2 separate regions of the Mus musculus genome follow, and region 2 is linked to region 1. A link is a contact called in ENCODE Hi-C data. All regions are on one chromosome and are shown on one strand. The core of a region is the stretch at or near the end of the contact, and the rest is flanking DNA. Distances in the headings are between cores, read along the strand shown. Region 1 holds the start of Clec16a (C-type lectin domain family 16, member A). Region 2 holds the start of Ercc4 (excision repair cross-complementing rodent repair deficiency, complementation group 4).

What was found. Hi-C counts contacts between places; a loop is a spot of excess contacts on that map.
Region 2: a loop to region 1 is called in a map of adrenal gland, with 8 times the contacts of the local background. The contact joins the promoter of Ercc4 here to the promoter of Clec16a in region 1. A Hi-C loop is called at or near these places in 2 of 37 maps with a recorded cell type or tissue (T-helper 17 cell and adrenal gland).

The regions. Positions count from the first base shown.
Region 1 is chr16:10,543,237-10,547,761 of GRCm38, forward strand. It overlaps Clec16a (C-type lectin domain family 16, member A), which reads left to right and starts at 2,103. Exons shown (of 23, transcript NM_001204229.1): 1 at 2,103-2,406. The coding sequence starts at 2,327.
Region 2 is chr16:13,107,759-13,112,283 of GRCm38, forward strand. Ercc4 (excision repair cross-complementing rodent repair deficiency, complementation group 4) reads left to right here and starts at 1,978. Exons shown (of 11, transcript NM_015769.2): 1 at 1,978-2,383; 2 at 3,973-4,153. The coding sequence starts at 2,177.

The sequences.
Region 1 (4,525 bases), core at 853-3,352:
CCAGTCTCTAAGTTGCTCTTCTGCAGTTGGCACTCCTTAGACTGCATCTCGAACTTAGGTATGGAGCGTCACCTTTTTGGAACTTAGTTTACCCCCTTTAAAATGATGCCGGGTGGAAAAGGAATGCCGGTAATTCCACTGAAAATCTTAGATATCCCCAAAGCGCTTTTGTTGTTTTCTTTTTCACGGTATAGTAAGAAAAAAAAATCAATTACTGAGTGCCTTTGACAGAGGCATTATAGGGTTCCATGACACCCGGATGGAAAGTACCACAAGCAGGTCAAATCTTCTGCCAATAAGGCTGCTTATTGTTTCTATTATTTTGCAGTCCATGTTTAAAACCAACCAACCAACCAACCAATAATGCTAAGTATATATCTGCTCAGATTCTTCGGTTTACAGACCACCTTTGTGCTTCGTCAGGAGGATGAGTTTGCGAGGGATCAAAACCAAGGTCTGTGTGTGCAAGATATAGACGAGATGTAGCTCTACATCTGTTTTTGAAAACAACAACAACAACAACAACAACAACAACAACAACAAAACCCAAACCCTGAAAACCCAGGGTCTCACCATGAAGCCTCTGGGTGCCCTGAAATTGGCTATAGACCAGGCTGTCCCAGAACATGTAGAGTTCCACTGCCTCTGTCTCCTGAGTTCTGGGATTAAGGTCTATCCTCAATTCTTACAAAGGCCTTTAATCTAAGTCACACTTAGGTTTATAGGAGCTGGACAAGGCAATGTAGTATATTCCCTTTTCACAGATGAGGAAAACAAATTCCAGAGAAATGGATTCTCGAAGCTGCTGAGTCTCTGTCATTTCCTTTGGAGGTCAGACATGTTCTTGTTCTTTCATGACTTTTACATGGGAAACCATTAGCCTGATGCCAGTCTACATCTCTCTAATTCTTGGAAGCAATGCAAACCATTCACTCTATCAATATTCATCTAAAAACGTGCTATGTGCAAATCTTGTCCTGGGCCCTGGAGAGAACATTGGTCCCTGACTCAACTCTTTTCCTAGGACAGTCAATGGGCTGTCACAGGGGTTAAATAGCTATGAGATGTAGAAATGAATAAATGAGAGGGTGTGGGGCACAAAATCTTGCTTCCCACCGAGGTTCCCACTTCCAGTCTGGGAAGGAAGTCCAGGTGTATGTAACCTTTCATGGAGATCTTGGAGTTCTCTTTCTTTCTTACTGAATTAGTTGGGAAATGGCATGAGTTTTCAATAATGACCAGAGGAAACCTCTGAAAGTTCATCGTGGTTAGCTTTACAATGCTGCTCACATCTTTACAAAATGTTTTAAGACTAATGTGCAAAAGAAAAAGGTTGTAAGGACAAACCAGAATGTTACTGATTGGTTTTGTCAACAGAAGCAAATAAGGGTACCTGGGCTTGAATCCTGCGTCTGTCACACATAAAGTGCCTCTGTGACTCAGTTTCCTGAATTGTAAAATAAGGTTAATAACAGCATCTACTTCATATGGTTGTGAGAATTAAATAATTAATCACTTAGGATAATGACAAATGATAATGTACTACTCAATGCTTTTTATTTTTAATTCTTATTATTGCGATATTGAAGGTTGCATCCATAATGCATAAGCCACATTCCCACCCCTTTAAAAAATTTTTTTAAAGAGTTAGACCCATCAAAATGGCTCAGCTGTTAAGCAAAGATGCTGACAAGTCTGAAGATCCGACTTCAATTCTCAGATCTCAAATAGTGGAAGGCGAGAACTTGCTTTCCAAAGTTTTACAGACTCTAAGTGCGTGTGTGTGTGTGTGTGTGTGTGTGCGCGCGCGCGCGCGCGCACGCGCACGTAATACTTTTTAAGAGAACTAAACCTTGCCAAATTGCCAAGGGTGGTCTCCAATTTTAGCTGGGGTTTCGAGACACTCTTCTAATCACAAAGCTAACAATAAATAAGGTCAGATAGTCTTACTCCGATTTCAGCAAACCGTTTCCGCCCACCTTGACAGTGCCCAGCCTCTTCCTTCCTCTTGTCCCGCCTCCTCTGGACGGTCGCGCGAGTCATGCCGGTCCTTGTAGTCCGTTCGCAGAGTCCTGTCGTCAAGAGCCTCGCCGGAGAACTTCATTTCCCAGATTTCCTCGCGGCGGCGGCCGTAAAGCGCGGCGGTCGAACGGCCGGTTCCGGCTGAATGTCAGTGCGGGGCTTTGGGCTGGGGAGCAAGGTGCTTGGCAGTCTCTCCACCGCCCCCGCCGCCGCTGGCTGGGCTTGAGATGTCGCCGCGGACACCGGGCCGCTGGGCGGCTCGGACATGAAACCGTGAGGCAGGCGACAGGGCTGGTCTGCGGACATGTTTGGACGCTCACGGAGCTGGGTGGGCGGGGGCCACAGCAAGTCCTCCCGCAACATCCACTCCTTGGACCACCTGAAGTGAGTGTGCGGGGCGCGCGGCGGGAAGGCCGCGGGGCCGGGCGCGGACGCCCAGACGCGGGCTTGGCTTGCGGGGCTCGGAGGTGCGAGGAAGACAGGGGTGCCGCGGGAGGGTTGTATGTTGGTTATCCGCAAGGCTTTGGAGTCAGGGCACCTGGCTTCGAACCCTGACTCTTTCACTTCTGGCTCTGTGTGTGACCTTGGACAAGTCGCGTGATTTTTCAGTCTCCAGACACCTAACCTGAAAAGTAAGGGCATCGTTGAGTTTTCGTTTTGTGGGCTGGAGTTGTCTTGATGTCCCGGGGACAGACAGTGGCCACTGGGCTTCTTGGGGTAGCACTTCTTGGACTGCATAGTTACGAGGCCATTGACCCGGCCAGATCTGGATTCGATTTTAGTTAACAGTATGCATTTAGGCTTCAGTTTCCTTCACTGTAAAACGAATAGAGTGACAGTACCACTTTTTGTGGTTATTTTTAGGATTGGTTGGATAAGAGAATGAAGAAAACGCACAGAACATGTACAAGTGCTCTAAAAAGAACATTGATTAAAAGAACACAAGTATTTTCAGAAGGAATTCTAGAGGGATAGTCAGCAGTAGCACCTTTAGAGAAGACAGGAGGCTTACAGAGTCCTGGGGAAACAGGGAAGTACACAGAAGAGGCTAGCTTTGGAGTTAGACCTGTGTTCAAATCCTGACTTAATGACTGTAGCTTTGGGCATATTTTCTCTCTCTGTCCTTCCAATTTGCCATTACCAGCTGGGAACTGGGAACTGTACAAGAATTGGGTAATGTTGAGCATGTTAAGTGATTGATTCAGGATTGCTCTACAGGAGTGGCTAACAGAGGCACTCAAGCCTTCCCAGCCCATTCCAGTTCCTTTCTGTCTCTAAGTTCCAGTCATTATACCCTTGCTGTCTTCTGTGGCTCTGTTTATTTTCACTTCCTTTCTAGCTTTTGTTAAACTGACACTCCCAAGACGGGAGAACCTGCTTGGTTTCTTTGCACTTATATTGCCAGAGGATTGGAAGGGACTACAAAGAGAGAGTGGTAGAAGACAGAGACCTTAGAGAAATGAGAGGCTCCAGGGAGAGAACTGGAGGTGGAGGTACCAAGGGGGGGCGGAGAAGGCAGTTTCAGAGGGGACCCCAGAAGCTTTGTATGGGGACAGGAAGATAGTGCGGTAACAACAGAAAGGAAGACAGGGGTCCCTAGAAAAGATTGGCAAGCTAAAAATTAGATGGGACTTCCCCTTTGATGTTGGGGTGTAGAATGGCTTCTTTCTGTCATGGAGCAAGGATTTAGTAAATGTTTGTAAATCTCCAAATGTGAAGAGCTGGATGATTTGGGGGTGGAGAGGAAAGAGGTAGAGGGCAAGAGTGGGGGTTGGTAGCAATTCAGAAATCTTAACCGGGATGGCAGATGGCCCGGAAAGGGAGTGGGGTGTGGATAAGTGGCTGTGAAGGGGAGGATGATTGTCCCGAGGGGCTGGGTGTCCTACCAGCCTAAGCACCTGCTGGCTCTCACTTCACTTGGGACTGTAGCCCCTTTAAATTCCCATTATTGTGTTACTTTGCCTGGTTAAGGATTTCCTGTTTGTTTTATTCATCACAAGTCTATGAGTTTGATTGTGTCCTATATAGATAGACTTAGGATCCAGGTAGCTTAAGGCAAGTTTCAATTCTGGTTTCTTTGTTATAATGTCTTTCTGGATAAAACTTCTTAGTTTGAGGAAACTTTTGACTGGGCTGCATGTGATGGCCAATGGGACATTTTTGCTGGCCAACAATGGACACCTGGTAATGTAAAGGACCTCAGGTCCCTTCCTGATACCCTGGGAATGTCTCTGGTTCACTTCAGAGGTCCTGGGAAAAAGAGCTTGCCCACCTTAATTCAGGCTGCTCTGTTTATTCCCTTTCACAGCTTCAGGAACCTGGGTATTGATTGGCACAAGACCTAGAAGATCCAAGGTGACTTGGAAAGGGGGCTGCAGACATCTAGTGCCTACCCCAGTGCTTGTGCTGCCTTCATCTGCATTCTGAGTACCAACTCCTGGGGGAGACTGCTAGCTGCTGCTAGGAGACCACAGTGGAGCCAGGACTCTTCAGTGTGTCAAAT
Region 2 (4,525 bases), core at 728-3,227, 2.6 Mb after region 1:
ACCTTCTAAAATAACCTCTCCCTCGAACGGTCCTATCTGCAGTTTTATTCATTTGCTTGCTTGTTTGTTTGTTTGGATAAGCGGAGAACTTCATCTTCAAAGTTCAGTGTGGTCAAAATAAGAAAAGCGTGTACATCCCTTTCCCATTATTGCTGCAACAAAGCACCATAAACACAGAGGTTTAAAATAACAAAAATGCAACGTCCCCCAACAGTGGGTTGTTGGGGGTGGCTGGGATACGTCTTGGCTTCCCAAGGGAGAACGCAGGAGTTCCTCAGCTCCTCAACGCTCTGTTCCTGGCACTTTCTACCTCATTCTGACCTTAGTTTCTCCTTCACAGTCCCCTTTGAAGCTAAGTCCCCTGCCTCTCCTTTGCCCCTAAGCACATCTTTATGATTATATTGGGCATACCTGGATAAGTCAATATCATTTCTCCATCTCAAGAGTTTAGCTCAATGACATCTGTGAAGTCTCCTTTGCCATGAAAAATAATAGGTTCTGGGAATTCAATCTTTGGGTTGCATTATTCTGCCTGCCACAACCTGGGAGGAATCACCCACACACCCACACACCCACCTCTGAATGTGTGCTGAGTAACTACTTACTGTACCCTGAACCAACGCTAAGAAACATACCATCCAGCTCTGTGGCCTTGCCTGATTATATAACCGGCTTGTTGAACTGCAGGCATTATCTCCTGGCTCCCAGACATGCTGCGCGGAAAGCGTCTGCAGGCATCTCTGTCCACTTCAGGAAGATGCAGAAATTATTAGATGCTCTTTTAACTGTGACTAGACAGAAGGAAAACGCTGGAAGAAGCAGAGGAGAGAGAGAAAACAAATCCACTTGCAGCGGCTGATGTGAAGGGAGATTGGTAAACGGGAAGGCAATGTAATGAAGGTCGAGCAAACTCAAATAAATGTGTCCTTTTTCTCCCACTAATCGTCCATTCGAGAAACGTACCTTGAGGGTTTGAGTGAACTTCTGTATGAACTAAGCTAGTGAAATGCTATGTTGCGTGCTGGTGGGAGGAGTGGGAGCCAACTAAACGTTCTCCAGTAACTAGACAAGTATATGCCTCCACATTACAGAAAACCCAGCCACATAAAGGACAGAGATTTAGGGAAAATTTGTGACGGAACTCAGGATCTACCACTAAGTTACATCCTAACACCCTTTATATTTGTGCTGGAGGTCTCCATCTCTAGCTCAGGCTGGCCTTGAATTTACTTCAACAAGTGAGATAGCCTGTCCCACCTGGAGAAACCAAAAATCTGGTTTCGAATCTTGGTTGTTTATTATTTCATATAATTAAGCAGGCAAGCAGCCGCACAAACTGAGCAGCGGCAGAGGGTAGGGGGCACGCAAAAGTATGTTGTTAACCATGGTTATTCCTGAGTAATGGAACAATCCTATTTTGCCTTCATTTGTATTTCGTATGGGCTGAAAATAAAGGGGAATGGAGAATTCTGAGAGAGAATGCCTCCTAGATTGCTTACCTGGAGGTTTTTTTAGGTAGTTACAAACACGACCCAAGATGTCCCTCTAGTGGAAGGAACGCGGCTGCAACTGGCACCTGATGGAGGCTTTGTAAAATAACTTACTGAGTTCAAGACCTTTGCAAACAAGAGACTGAAACTCATAAGGTATTGTGCTTATTAAAAATTTTCAAGGCGGGGAGGGGGAGGAATACTTGCAAAAGTAGAGACAAAACCCTCACACTAGGAAAACGATGTCGATTCTGGATGCACTTGGAATACTGACAGCAACATTCTGAACTGTCGGTATTGGAGGATTACGCGGATTAGACTTCTCTGTTTGCATTTTGTTAGTTTATGCCTAGGTCTAGAGAGCCAAAGGATGGGGAACCTAAACACACGCGCGCGCACGCGCGCTAACGCTTTCTGCGCCTCTCGGCTGAGTTCGGGTAGACCTGCCCTGGGCTCGGGCACATTCCGGCCACACTTGTCCCCGCCTCGATTCCTTTTCGGCTACAATCGGTTGGCTCTCTTGAACTCGGCTCCCTTCGGCTACATCCGGCCTCTCTCAGTCGGCCATTGCAGTTACATCTGTTCTGCGCTCCTTCGGCCCTGGCGTCTCTCCCTGCGTTCGGCCAGCGTTCGGCTGGACTCGGCTCTTTCCGTCAGCGTGCGGCCGCGGTCCCGGAAGGGCGCCCATGGAGCCAGGCCTGTCGGGCGAACGGCGGAGTATGGCGCCGCTGTTGGAGTACGAGAGGCAGCAGGTGCTGGAACTGCTCGACAGCGACGGGCTGGTGGTGTGTGCCCGCGGACTCGGCACCGACCGGCTCCTCTACCATTTCCTGCGGCTTCACTGCCACCCGGCCTGCCTGGTGCTGGTGCTCAACACGCAGCCGGCCGAGGAGGTGCGACTGCGGGATGGGTAGACCCAAGGGTTTGGGGGACATCCGATGCGAGATCGGCGCGGTAGGAACGCGGAGCTGTACGGTTGCAGGGACTCCGAGCCCATGCAGATCTTAAACAGGGCACGAAAGGGAATGAATTAAGATCCCAGGGGGGAGATGCGGGGCACCTACACAGTTCCAAGTCGCTGCGAAGGAGGGAAGGGAACCCCAGGGAAATTGAAGTGGCTGCCACGACAAGGGAGGGCATTGAGTGAGGGTCCTGGAAGGAGATCCTGGACTCTGACACTGCGGGATGACTGCCAAGTATAGAATGCATCCCAAGAAAGTCTTGGGTTCCTCTATTGACATGGGAGAGCATTGAATACAGGGCCCAGACACAGTTTGAGGACACTGAGAATACGGGTCCCACACACTCCTTAACACTGAAAAGGAGAGGGGCGAGTAGGCTACACATTGAGGTAGAGTAGTGGATTGAATTGCACTGCAAAGGAGAGACGGTATCAGAATCTGGGTAGGAATAGTGTTTGAGTTTGAAGTTGGATATAAGGGTGTTTGGAGGACAGAGTGTGGTCCCTAAAAGGACAATGACGAGGATGATAGGGTCTCTGAGAGTTATTACTTTCTAGTAGAAAAGGAGACCTTGAGACTTAACAAAAGAAGAGGGATTAGGGAAATGGGGGTGGGGGTGCAGAAGTTAAAGCTAAGGGAGCGATCAATCTGGGTTACAGAGAACAGGTGATCCTGAGGACAGTGGAATGAGACATGCCTTGCTGCGGATGTTGAGAGATGTGGACATAGCCTAGCATGATGAATCTGATGATCCCCTAGGTGTAGTGGCCAGGAAGAAAATGTCAGCTGAGAAGAGTCACTAACAACTCCTTTAAAGGCTGAGGCCCTGTTGGATTCCCCAGGAATCTACAGTGCTTGGCATGGTACTTTGTGCAATGTAAGATGCCCAGAAAAGTGGCATTAGACTGAGAGACTAATGGGCCATTGGACCTATGGACATTCTGGCATCTCTCTAGGAAGTATCAATACTGATCTAACAGTCTAAAGTGTTGTCTGCAGAGAGGAATCCCTTGTCTCAAAACCCGACTTTGGCTGGAAGTAGTTTCTAGGTAGTAGAAAACTTTTTTTAAAGATTTTTTTTAATAATTTATTTATTTATTATATGTAAGTACATTGTAGCTGTCTTCAGACATTCCAGAAGAGGGAGTCAGATCTCATTATGGATGGTTGTGAGCCACCATGTGGTTGCTGGGATTTGAACTCAGGATCTTCGGAAGAGTAGAAAACTTTTAACCCAAAGTTTTAAAAGGTTCTGTGGCTTGGTGTTGAAATGGAAATAATGACTGGAGCACAATTATTTCTTAATATAAACTCCAAAGCACAACTTAACCTTACAAAACAAAACCTTAATTAAAGTGACCTGATTGACTGATGGGTATAAAAGAATAACTTAGTTTGCATGTTTGCTGTGATGTTCATAAGCTCTGAGAATGGAGACATCATTTTAAATCCCTATAGCCTATTTTAAAACTTCCCTGCCCTGTACTAAGCAGCTTACTAATGAGTTTAATTTGATTTAGGAATATTTTATCAATCAGTTGAAGATAGAAGGAGTTGAACATCTCCCTCGACGAGTGACAAATGAAATCGCAAGTAACAGTCGCTATGAAGTCTACACGCAGGGTGGTATTATATTTGCAACAAGCCGAATACTCGTGGTTGATTTCTTGACAGGTAGAATACCTTCAGATTTAATAACTGGTAAGAATTTGAAATCTTTCTTATCTACAATGTGAACATTTTTATTTTTGTCTGTCTCCTCTGCTAAACGTTCTGCTTTTGTTACTCAGTATTGTAGCTAAGCTGTTGACACACTACCTGACAAGTCGAGAGGTTCAGCAAATGTTGATGACATGAATAAGTATGGCTACATGTCACTTAACACTGAGAATCTATGATTTAGCTATTGTATGAAGGCCTTAGCGCTTACCGACAAAATCCCGCATGGGTGGCCTGGAGAGGTGGATCGGAGATTAAGAAGGTGCACTGCTCTTGCAGAATTCTAAAGCTTAGTTCCCAGCACCCATGTAAGGTAGCTCACAACTGCCCATAATTCCAACTCCAGGGCATCCG